Regions from separate parts of the Homo sapiens genome. Here region 1 is linked to region 2. Evidence: chromatin contacts called from ENCODE Hi-C or POLR2A ChIA-PET data. All regions are on one chromosome and are shown on one strand. Each heading gives the region's core, a stretch centred on a gene start or an enhancer-like site at or near the end of the contact. The rest is flanking DNA. Distances are from core to core; before and after follow the strand shown. Region 1 overlaps MBNL1 (muscleblind like splicing regulator 1). Region 2 holds the start of LINC02917 (long intergenic non-protein coding RNA 2917).

The links. A loop is a pair of places that touch in the nucleus more often than their neighbours do. ChIA-PET counts read pairs that join two places held with the same protein, here RNA polymerase II (POLR2A). Pooled maps may share reads with other maps.
Region 1: a loop to region 2 is called in a map with no recorded cell type, with 8 times the contacts of the local background. The contact joins the enhancer-like site here to the promoter of LINC02917 in region 2. A Hi-C loop is called at or near these places in 3 of 168 maps with a recorded cell type or tissue (B cell, GM12878 and OCI-LY7), 34 of 37 single-sample maps with no recorded cell type and 9 of 50 pooled maps. POLR2A ChIA-PET finds 5 or more read pairs at or near these places in 7 of 52 experiments (GM12878, K562, T-cell and 3 more).

The regions. Positions count from the first base shown.
Region 1 is chr3:152,379,240-152,385,438 of GRCh38, reverse strand. The region is part of intron 2 of MBNL1 (muscleblind like splicing regulator 1); the gene reads right to left. Among named protein-coding and RNA genes, the nearest start is that of MBNL1-AS1, 110 kb to the right of the region's middle. Within about 2 kb of position 2,963, at least 4 of the 41 ENCODE cell types and tissues checked have a DNase peak (open chromatin) inside an H3K27ac peak, as active enhancers do; they include B cell, where a contact is called at or near this core.
Region 2 is chr3:152,201,296-152,207,847 of GRCh38, reverse strand. LINC02917 (long intergenic non-protein coding RNA 2917) reads left to right here and starts at 2,421. Exons shown (of 3, transcript NR_186000.1): 1 at 2,421-2,475. LOC101928166 (a long non-coding RNA gene) reads left to right here and starts at 2,419. Exons shown (of 3, transcript NR_136178.1): 1 at 2,419-2,475. RefSeq lists a silencer at 4,574-4,868.

The sequences.
Region 1 (6,199 bases), core at 1,714-4,213, 180 kb before region 2:
CTAATTTAGATGAAAGAAAGCAGTTGTTAAGAAAGAGGAGAGTGATTTTTTGAAATCAAAGAACTAAAATATTACAAAGTATCTGAGAGTACCAGTCCTTCCTTTCTCTATACCCTGTGGGCATTTTCCCCACTCTCAGAGAGGATTAAAGAAGTACCTTATTTACTTAAGGAAACAATGGCTCTCAAAGATTTAATGTAAGAGAGGCCTCAATACAAGAAGAAATATTTTTTTAAAAGGCATATTTTTTAAAAATCTCAAACTTCATTTAAAAACATGCACCTTAAGCCATTTGTCTTTCAAATTACAGCAAAGATGCAAATCACATCTCAAAACTAAGTATCGCTACCAAATGGAAAGGGTTCTTTTCCTGAGATTTCTACTAGGGATGTATAATCTCTCTTGTGTTACACAAAAAGTATAAATAATTCTGAAAATTACACCATAGCTATTTGACCTGCTTTTCATGCTTAAAGAATAAATAATAATTATCTGAATAAGCTTTACGGGAACATTTCCATTGAGGAATCAAATCTGCAAGCAATACTCAAACAACTGGCCCACTCAGGACCACAGCCTATCTAATGGTACAAAGTTTGGAAATAGAAACTCCGGACAGCATAGGTTTATAAAAGTGAACATTTCAAAGCAACACAAAAAGAATGTCTGTTTTATCAGGCAAGAATGTTCTCTGCAAATTAAGATTTCAAAGTTTTAAAATCAAAAGTTGGAAAACAAACATCATATAAAACCTGCACCTGCTAGTGAATGCTGGAAATGACCTGCTTAAGTGCCTGTCTGACTTGGTCACTAACCAGCACTGTGACAGGCTGCCTAAAAGGATGTTAAATATGCTCACTGCAATCTATTTGTCATGTAGTTTCTTTTTCTAAGATATGTTGTTCTATAGTATTGTCATTAAACCCACATCTGAAGTTTGATGGTTTTTAAATGGCAATCAAGTGTGATTTTTTACAAATGTAACTTCTAAAAACCAATTTGAATTTAGTTTGAATATTTTTCAAACTGCATACATTTTATTTTCAATTATCTTTCTGTAACTCTCTAGTCAGGCAAAAACCCAGAAGCAGCAACTTCTGAGGATAAAGGGTTATTTTATATGCCAAAAAATTTAATGCCCTGATAACATGGATAAAAAGCCTAACTATTGGTGGCTACTCCAATCGTTATGCTTTTCCTCTAGGAAAAAGAAACACATTTCCTCTAGGCAGTTTGGTACATTCTGCCTCCATGGATCACCCTTCCCAAAGTGTAACTTTCCTTAAAAATAAAACATTACAAACTTCTGTTGTACACTAAGCATATGAAGTCTATAATAATTCAAATATAAATCATTTACATTTTACATTTTGAAAAGTAACATTAAAATGTTTGTTACTTCATTACCCAAATAACGAATACACATTGCAAAGCCAAATTCTCATTTAACCTGAATAAATAATATATCTAATAGGTAATAAATCTAAAACTCCCTTTAATGGTATGAATTTATTTAGGTGCCATGAGTACAATATAGATCTGCTAATGTCCATTACATAGAACAGGGATTTGAGGTGAGGGAAGATGAAATTAATTTCTCTTCATCACAGATTAAAGACGTACCCTTCCACATTAATCATTTTTGCTAGGTGTTATTTTTCCAACATGGCAGCAACATAGTTTTCAAGGTAAAAGGATCCTGAAATGTATCATAACATGTCCATTCTGAAAAGTATTCATCTATCACCTCAGCATGAATACAACGCACAGCTGCCCAGATGATTCTACAAAAACAACTCTGGAGGGATCACTTGGGAAAAAGCTCCATGGAAGCTATTCCACAGGCATAAGAAACCTTTGTTGATTTTGTTACAATGACTCCTTTACACCAGCTCATCTAGTCTAATATAATGTATTCCACACTCATGGAACAGTAATTCTCTAATTCTCTATAACCAAGGTTTTCATATCTTTGTTGTTTCCAGAATACCCTTGGGCTCTGTACAATGCATATAAACAGCTCTTAAACTGTGGTGAGGCATGACACAAACACCTCTGTATGCTACAGACTCACTCTCCAGAAAACTGTACACGTGAAATTACATAACATTTCAGGGCTTTTGAATATCCTCAAAACTCAAATATAGACTCCTCATGGGTTTGGTGGACTTTGTAAGAATCCCAATTTTAAGGTGGAATTCTAAGTTCTACCCATTGCAGTAGCTGCTACAGACTACAGGAAATAAGGCTCCACTAAGCAGCCAAGAGCAAGGCAGTTTGCACAAAACCATTCTCTGTAAGTATTCGGATAAGTTTTAGTAGGTAATGAAAGGAGACTATAGAAAACGCATGGTAAACTTGTGTCAAAACAAAAGCCTGATGCTACCTTATGAGACAGCCTTTATCTCATGGGCTCCTTGAGTCCAAAGACGGAATCAGGCAGGTCTTCCTTTCTCCTGGTTTTGAGCTGGAAGAAAAATCTCACTACCTCTCAAGTGAGAATCATTCCTCAAGAGATGTGACTGGCAGACATGGAAAAACCCCAATAAGTACGGAGTGATATACAAGATAAAGTAGCATTATAGAACCAGAATGTTAAAGCAAAATATAAAACGAAGTTGAATAAAATGCTAAAGATAACAAAAACTGGATTTAAAAGGTGAGGAAAAACAAGGAAAAGATAGCCCCTGCTAGGGCAACCAGTGTAAAAAGAAAAGATAATGGAACAGAAAGAAACCTATTCAACTCCTTTTTATATTCTGCCACTGAGGACAAATATCTTCAAACTGGAAAAGTATTAAAGACAAATGTATGTTGCATTAATTGCCTGGGATACATATTCAGAAGCATTCTTGGAAATAAGTGCTATCATAATGAAAAGAGCCTCTAGGGAAGCACATTGTTCTCACTGATTTTTTAAGTTTCATTTTCTTTTTCACGCTTCAAATTACTTGAAGCTTTAGGGAAGGGGCAGGAAAGTCCTGCTTCCATTATCTATTTTTTCTTGCTAACACAACGTATGAATTCTCCAGCTTTTGTCCCTTTAAAAAAAATGTTATGCAACCTAACATATTATGGCGAGGAACACGGATTCTATCACAGAGTCAAAATGTACTCTTATATTTATTATTTTACATTACGATTTTAGGAAAGAAAAATATTTTCTTTGCTTTAATAAATAAATCATTGTCTGAGTGGCATTTAGCTTAACTACTGTGTAAGACAAACAGGATCAGAGTGGTCAGCTAGTTTTCCATTTGGCTTTTTCCACTGCCAAGTGGGTTTAAAGGAAAACTATTTCATACTTATATTTGCTTACTTGGTTGAATATTACCACCTCTGCTTACTAAACAAGTCTAAATATACCTTTCTAGGGGTAACTAAAGAGTATGTTACGCCTACTTAGTTACACTAAGTTTGTTTCTAAATCAATTGAGAAAGACGCCAAACACCTACTATGTCCCCAGCCTCAAAAATTTGTTCCCTGCACTGAAGCAGGTTAATATGTCAAAAGAACAGTTGAAAAACTGAAGTATAGGTTAATCAAGCAATTATTTGACATCTAATAGCTAAACCCTTCAAATTCTTTGGCTGATTTAATCAGTTTGAAAGTAAGTTAAGCATTTCAGAGAACAAACCATAGCCTTTTCTCACTCTAAGTTACAAAGCTAAACTAGATAACATTTTTTAATCAGAAAAATTAAAAACAAACATTTCATAGAAACAGGTGTGGAAATTAACATGTGAATGAAAAGAATTATTGGCATGTTAAATTAAGAACAATTTTCATAGAAATATGAATATAGAAATATAAAATAAAATTTTGCTAACTATAGAATTACTAGATAATTACCAAAATGAGTTTTTTAACAAATGATTTTCCAGGAAACGACACAGACACATTTATCTATTCTGCTTTAATATTCCAAAAAGTAACCAAAATGTATTCACATTTTTATGTTGTTTTAAAATTTAAAATATTTTAACTGTAAATAGGAATTTTTCTTTACAGAATAGTGTGCACTTATGGACAGCGTTTGTTTTTACTTTTTTTTGTTTGTTTGTTTGTTTTTAGCAAGTAAGGACACATACTAGCTCAATATGCCATGGGCTTTTTCTACTCCTGCCTGAAGTATATAGACAGAAGTCTAATAAGGAAAGCTATAAACTGCTGCTACCTTTACATATAGCCATATTTGTACACATTTCCCCAAATCCAGATGTGTTCATATTACAATCCAGTCTTTGTTACAAGTAACTTTGAATGTAGTCAGAGTTTAGAGCTGCCTTTTATATAAATGAAATGTAGATATACAACTTGTTATAATGAAAACATCTATTATAAAATCTTAGTTTGAGAAAAGATGCATGGTTGTTGCCATTTGGATTTGTCTAAAAACAAGATAATTTGATGAAGCAAAGCCAGTTTATCTTATTGCTGCCCCTCCTTCTGTTTTATTAACTGTGTGTTTCTCAAATATTAAGGTATAAGAACTTGCTATTAACAAAAACAAAACATAACAAAAATTAAAAGATATTCTAACTTAGAATTGGCTTGTGAATAGTTCGATTATTCAGAGTCTGTGTGTGTAGTGCCACAAAAATGTGAATATTCACAAGGAAAAATATTAACTCAGTGCTTAGAAAAATGTGTAGTGGCATCCACACACATTTGAAATACGTAATCAGAAGTGCCTTTTTTAAAAAAAAAACTCAATATAGGAAATGTTTAAAGTTGTGTTAAAGTACATAATGTGAAAATGCAGTAACTCCCACATAAAGGGCTAAATATAATGTATTAAGGTATCTGAAATATTACTCTTTTCAGCTCATACTCTGAGCTCAAAATACTCTGGACACATTTAGCCAAGGTTTTGAAGGTAAGGATAATGAAGCAAAAGCTGTAAAACCTCTTTCAATACCTCTTTAGGGGCTTACATCTAGTAATCAATTAACAATTGGAAAGTTTTTCCATTCATGCTGTTTCCCTGTCGATTCCCCTTTTCTTCTCATTCTCTCCATTCTATCTGGCTCAATGCCCGTTTAGACCTTACCATAAACTTTGAGTTTAGATACAAGGAAACAGATTTGAGCAATTTGGAAGATAAGGAGCGTGTCAAATTCTCAAAATACTCCACTTTCTTTCTCTAATCACTCAGACACTGTATTTTAGGTATTCAATATGTTCTACAACTGTTAATGTTAAATTCTGTGGGCATTTCCTACTTTTAGACTTTATGATGCATCTTCAAACTTCAAATCTGTAACAAAAGGAGACTTTCCAAATACAGAGAACCTAACAGTAAGTGACGAATAGGGAAGGAAAATTTCTTCATCACAAGGTTATACAACCTGTTATGTACTACTGAGCAATGGTATAAAAATCTTCATATCTAGCAATCTTTAAGAAGATCTTTGAGGTTTAGAATTAATATTAATTTATCTGGGCTAGGAATAGCAGTCTTGTGGTTCTAGGTTCTGTTTTACTTTTAGAAATTATATCTACTTAGTAAGTATTTAATTGCCTTATAGTATAAACATCCTATATAAATAGCCTCCATCTATCCCAAGGAAATTAGTCTATCTCATTCCAATGGAGCAGAGGCGGAAAAGCTTAACCTATCTTCTGACTCATTGTTCATCTGAATCTTTAACTAAAGGGAAAAAAAATGCAAAATAAGACAAATTTTAAAACTTCTCAAAAACAAAACAAAACCCTACTGCAACCTCATGATTCTACAACAATATTTGCAGCAATTATTAAATGTAGATGTCATTTAGAAAATTTTTGAGATTCTGCCTGTGTAATGCCAAACAAAAACATATCAATATTCAGAAGGAGAAAGTATTACGTCAGTGCTTATAAGAACGTGTAGTGACATGCACACGCATCTGAAATGCATAAACAGAAGTGCTTTAATTTAATGAAGACAATTCTGAACAATTTGGAAAGGTCCCCAAGAAAGGAAAATATATTTTTCCAAAAATATAACTCATAGTCAAAATAGTTCCAAAGAAAGGCTAAAATAGTTTTAATATTTAAACCTGTAAGAAAAGCTGTACACCTCCATAGGTGGTTTCTATTCCAAGGGAAAATGCTGTAATCACCAAATATTAATGATCATTGGTTGACAGAAAACTCTGATAATATTTTTCAGAAATAGCCACATTAAAAGCAGAGAGCTAAATATATAGGAGT
Region 2 (6,552 bases), core at 1,172-3,671:
AAATTTATACTTCTAGCACTTGATAAATTAACAAATATATGTTTTAAATTTTCTAGGAAGAGCCTATTTACTGTCTACCAGTAAACAGTATCTAAAGGGACTTTGTTGGAGGGATACAACTATCTATATTTCCTCTTTTTTTCTTCTACCCTTCACTCCCTTTTCCCATTTCCTGTATTTTTGTGGCCTCAATTTCCTTTTGGCCAAATTGCTGATCAGTTAATTGGAATCTAACATTTTTTGACTATCTAATGTACAAACATGGTCTTATTTAATGTTCACAATTAGCACCCCAAACTTAAAAAAAAAACAGTCAGTCACTTGTTCAAAGTGACTTAATTGGTAAGAATGGTAGAGAATTTTTATTTTCACTGAAATAATCAGTCTTAAGAAAGTAAAAACCTATTGGACGACCATAATTCTGTACACTATCTCAAGTTGTTTTCAAAGGATCTGGGTAGGGGAAAGATAGGCAAGAGCTAAAATGAGAGCTGTTTTAGGCACAAACTGATTTAAATAAACTTATTCTGCCAATTTAACAGAGAATACAACATACTTGTGACATTTGCCTGGCATGTTTTAGAAACAACAAAGAAAAAAATAGTGTGTTTGAGCAGATGTAGAATATTGAGCATTCAGGGTGCTATGTAAGGACTAGAGAGGCAGTTTGAGGTTGTATGTTAAAGGACTTTTTAGACCAAGTAGAAGAGGCTAAAATGTGTCCCATTTGTATCAGAGAGCCAATGGAAACTTTTAAGATGCGGAGAGTCATGATCTGATTTGTTGAAAATAGAACTGATTATAGATCATCTGAAACTAATTTGGCATTAGTCAATATTTTGTTGAAGGGAAAATTCATCCTCTTATCCATAGAGTCCTTAAACTGTAGACATCTGTGTCTACTCTGCCCTCCTCCAATCACTGTCTATATCTTTGGTACCAAATCCTATCCAGTTTACTCTACATCATCTCTTGCAATTTTATTTTCCATTCTTTCCCTTATCCATGTCCAGATTCACACATCTTCTATTTGCTCATGCCTGGACTTTTGAAGCACATCATGTATTAGGGGGCCAGACACCAGCTTCTCTCCTTTTACCAATATATTCCTCATAGTGTTGGAATTATGGAATCTCTGCAAAGAATAAAGAAACATGCCAAATACTTCCTCTAGTTTCACCTGATAAGAACCATGCAATGCCTACTATTTGGTGTAATTAATTTTTTATTGTTTTGCTTGTGCAAATAACCTTTAGAACTAGAGAACTCCTGAAGCACAAAGTACTCTGTAATAAATGATAATCACCAAATGTTAGGGTAGAGGCTATCTAAGTGAGCATCTCCCCTGAGCCCCTGGGCTCTGAAAAGTTATCAGACAGATAGCCAGGCCGACCCTTGCCTTCACGCAGGGCAGAAAGGCCGAAGCAGCCTGATGGCAAGTGCCCTTATGGCACTTACCATGTCCAAGATAGAAGTTGTAAAATGGTGGCCAATGGGCTGAATTGGCTTAAAGCTATATATTTTTAAATGGCATCATTTAAATAAATATTTATAATTTGAGAGAATTCACATAAAAATTCACATTTATGCCTTCTGTTGAAAATACAGAAGATCTGTCCAAGCAAGATCAGAAATCAGATGGGCCTATGTAGAGGAGGGGCACAATCTTGAAAAGGTGCCACCTTTTACTGTTTCCACATCATATTTGTGACTTCTATTCCTTAACACTCTGGGCCTGGGGGAAGAGGAGGGAGAGAAGATGGGGAGTACCGAGAGTGCCTGGGATTGAATTTCCTGTCATCCCAATGGGAAGATGTCTCAGAGTTAGAATTACACTTTTAAATCGTGATCGTAAAAGAAAATGAAATTTCTTGAACCCACGAGTGTATAGATTTGTATCAGCTAGGTGTAATGTCAATAATTTATTGGTTGAGTTTTAAAACAACCCCTCAGTTTCTTCCTATTTCTTATTTTCTCATCCTTTTAAGAATAGAGAGCATCAGATATATCCATAGACACAGTGAAGAATGAGCAGGTAATAGATAAGGAAATGGGTGGTCTTCAATATAGAAGTTCCAAGCAGCAAATTAAGTTGGGGAATGTTATGGGTAGAAAACCAAGGAAAGAAAAAAATAAGTTTATAGGCAAATTAGATTAACAGACTATTCCTGTTGTGACGAGAAGTTAATAAGAACTGAGAGCAAGAGCTTTTGCCTCTTCAGATATTTAAAGACAACCAGAAAACATCACAGCCTAGGGCTGGAGAGCATATAAAAGATAAGTTTAGAGAAGTCCTCAAACCGATAAAATAACAACTTACTTCCCCAAATATGCTAAGGGTGTTTGTCTGTGGTTAGTCAAACCATTAAAATGGGGAAGGAGGAGGGGTCAGAATTTTCTCTTCTAGGTTCAGAAGAGCCACATTTTGCCGTTCCGACTCTAAAGCAACTACATTTCTCTACAGAGCACAGAACTGTATGTAAATTCATCCATTGTAAATCTAATCTGCAAACATGTATTAGATCAGTATTTGGAGACAGAGAAGCCAACTGGTTCTTAACATTACATTGTATAGCTTCTATTAACATGTATCTCAGGGACTCATTTGGGTGATATTTGCATTGCCTAGGCTGTGGACAAACCACCAGGTAGCCTGAAAAGGACTTACTCTAGGGAAGAAACAGTGTGAAAAATAGTGTGGGGGTATACTTGTTGAAGTGTGAGTGAGGGAGGATAGTGGAGGAAAGGAGAAAGGAGGCATTGGTAGACTCATTTAAGACAAAAAATGGGCATTTCGGTTTCTTAAAAGCCACTTTTTTTTCAATTTAAAACTGTTTTGGGACTAAAGCCTCAGCCATATAAATTATTCTTACCAGGAAAAAAATTCTCTGAAGGAAAAAAAAAGCTAAACATGTATCTTGGCAAGGGGTTTCATATTTGAATTTAAATTTAAAGATAAATTTGTTTTTAAGAAAGCATAAAAAAGCAATTTCAGAAAAAAATCAGAAAAGCTTAGTTTTCTTTTTATTAAAAAAGAAACACAGAGAAATAAATTGATTTAGTTTCTTGTTATGTTCCCTTGGATATGACATAAATTGAAAATTGTAATTAGAAAAGAAATGAAAAATAATTCAATAAAGCTTTCACAATTATTCCTGAAAGAGCCATAAATGCAGTATATAATGACATAATACAGTAGTCAAGATAGTCATTGTTTAAGGTGAACTGAAATGTGCATTATTACATCAACAAAAAGATCCCACAGCTGACACTAATCTTTAGCGTTCTGCCAAAGTGGCATTTTATCCAAACTTTCTGTATTGACCTCACAATTCCACATACATACCTGTAATTCAAAACTTACTCATTTTTTCAAAACATGTGTAATCTGTATATGCAGATATGTGTACTTCAAAGGGTTAAGCTACCCAAGCCATAGTCAATGAATCACTTTTAAAAAGAGCAATAACTCACTGTAAGAATCACGTAATTTCTTACTGTAGGTGTGCTTTAACTAACTTTCACACACTCATGTTTGCTTTAAAGAATTCAGAATTTATGAAATAAATGACACAGTTTTTAAAAATCTTTTGAAGCCAGCAACTGGAAAAATAAGTGAATTATTTCAAAGATATTATTACTATACTTGAAAATATCATTTCAAAAATCCTAGTTCTTATTAGGGAGTAAAAAATGGACTACTGCATTTCAACCTAAAGCTACGTTTTAAAATGCTCCATATCTTTGTATGCAATATATTTTCTAAATGTAAGTAATTAGCTGTCTGTTCTTGAAATAATTTTTGGTTAAACAAAAGTTTCAACTCCTATAAGGCATAGTTAATAGCATGGTAATTACAACATTTTTATAATAACTTACAATCTTCTGAGATGTTTCACAATTCCTTCAGTTAGGGCTGGCAAATATGATTTCTGTTACTATTCTATTTTAGCTTTTCAGTAAGTGCCAGCAAGAGAAATTATATTCCTTTCCTTTTATGGCTTTCTGTGAGGCCCTGACTTGTAGAGAAGGCATTTGTGAGGTTGCTAACATTAAAGTTAATGTTAAACAGCTTATATTTTAACTAGAGATACTTCGCAGTTGGGATATATGCACATTTTGATTCTTTGCCACAGATGTAGTTGAAAATAGTAAATACTTTCTTCTCATTTATTTATTTTTACTCCTGAAATCAGGTGGCCTCTTAAAAATCTTCAGAAAAGTCAGCTCGTTTGAAAAGGAGACCAGGAAATATTGATTGATATAAAAATGAAAGTTCAAGCAGTCGACACTTTTTGTTTTAAATAATGTAGAAGCTAAAAAATAAAATAAATTCACTTTGCCAAAATGCAAGGCATTTTAGGCTCTTATGAAGAAAAAAGTGAATACTAACATGATACTCAGCAAACTGGTTAAAAAAAAGTGGGAAGGGAAGGTTTTTGTTAGAGGACATGTTAGTTTGCTATTAAAAAATATTACTATTCCAAGAAGTCTGGCTAATGCCAGAGACTCTTCATCAGCAAAATAAGAGAAGCATGCTGAGCCTCAAACATATTTCTACACATTTCTTGAAAAAGTCTGAGCAATCTTTAAAACAGGAGTGAAGAGGAGAAAGCCATACCAGTCCTAGTGGTGTCTGAAGTGTCCTCTGGTGATCTCTACCACACTTTGACCACACCTCCATCCCCAGCTGTGTACACATAACAAAGGTTATCAATAAATAATGTATTCATCTACTGGATTGCAGTGAAAGCCCCGATTACTTTTCTCCTATGTTTGGACTAAAGGTATTGGCTTTCTTCAGATATAACCAAGGAATATGAAATGCATTTAGGGAAAAGATCAAAAAGTACATGGAGGCCTGGCTAGTAAGAAGGAATATTATAATTTGCCTTCATATGATAACACTGTAACTGCTTAAGTACTCCTCAAAAATAACTTTTCATGGTATGTCTTTACTGATCCACTAAGAACTCTTACAGTATTAAATATTTTACACTATCAAAATTCTGGAGAATGCATCCTTTCCTATGTAACCCTCTATTTGATAAGATAAAAGAATTTTGCCATTCATTGTGCCTTACACAAATGGTTTATCTTATCAAAACAAATAGTGCTCTAAAAACAGGATTTTTTTTTAAGTAAGCAAGATCTTTTTTAGATGCATGTTTTGTGCCTACATGTGTTCTATATAATCAGCAGTTATAGTCATAATACTTTATGTAATTATTTAATTTCCAAAGTTTTAGCTGACATATAGCAGTATACCTGAAAAATATTAATAAAGCTTTTTGAGCATATTCTCTTTCATCCTCAAAAACAAGGTACCTAATATAATTTTATTATGCTTTGATTTAGAAACCATATTAATTAACCTGTTAGAACACAGAAATGTAGGATTTTAGGGCTGACATGGACATAAGAATTGTTTAGTTCAACTGTCTTTAAAGATTTTGCAAGAGAGGGTCTCTAGATGAAAAATTTGCTTGGATTCACATAGCAGCTGTGAATAAAGAATTGATAGAGGAATTTGAATATGAACAAAGTAATTAAAATTTAAAATCTGAAATATTCTTTCAATGACTATATAAACCTCTGTCCATCTATCATATGTATTTTGTGTAATGTTAGGAAATGGTATTTCCCTTCTTGGAAAATATTTTTAGTACCATAGGAATATAAAGATACAAAAGTCTTTTTTATTTCTGTTTACTCAACAAATATTTATAGAAAATTATTTCCTTCCTAACAATAACAAAATGGTATATCAATGAACATTTTCATAAGAACAATATACAATATAAACTTGTAAAACTATTCATGAGTCACTTAGTGAATGATAGTGAATTTTTGATATTTTAATTAATTCTTCTGTTGCCAAAGCCACAGCTGTACAAACTCTGTAATTATGAGACTGAATATGCATTGTAATTGTGTCTTTTCTCATTAGTTCTATTTTTCAAGCAATGGCAATTTAAATAGATATTTGTATTGCAGTGCTTTTCCCAGGAGAGATTATAAACAAATAAAGCAGGGATAGCTATATGATGAACTATTATGCAGCCATTAAAAACTATGTTATTAAATTATTTTCTAATGACAAAAGAAAAAGAATATGGTATTATTTCAAGTGAAATAACCCATTTAGAAGCCAATTATGATCACACACACACACACACACACACACACACACACACAGTGAAAGGAAGCCAGTGAAAGGAAGCCTGCAAAAAAAAAATTTTTTTTGAGAATACTAACAATGTGGAGGTTTTTCTGAGTTGCAGAATTTTGGAGGACTTTACAAAAATTCTGCATTTTTAGTATTTCCTACAATGAGCATATTTATTCTTATACACAGGAAAGACTAAAACTAATTTCAAAGAAATATAAACAAAAATATGAAAGTATGAAATATGATAATGCAGGTGCAATTTCAGGCTACTTAAACATTGCATTCAGTAGCATCTTTTCTTTAGAGAATGTTAGGATCTGGGCTAATATGTATTTTATAAGAGAGTATGAGACAAAGGCATTTTTGCTCAGTAAAAGATT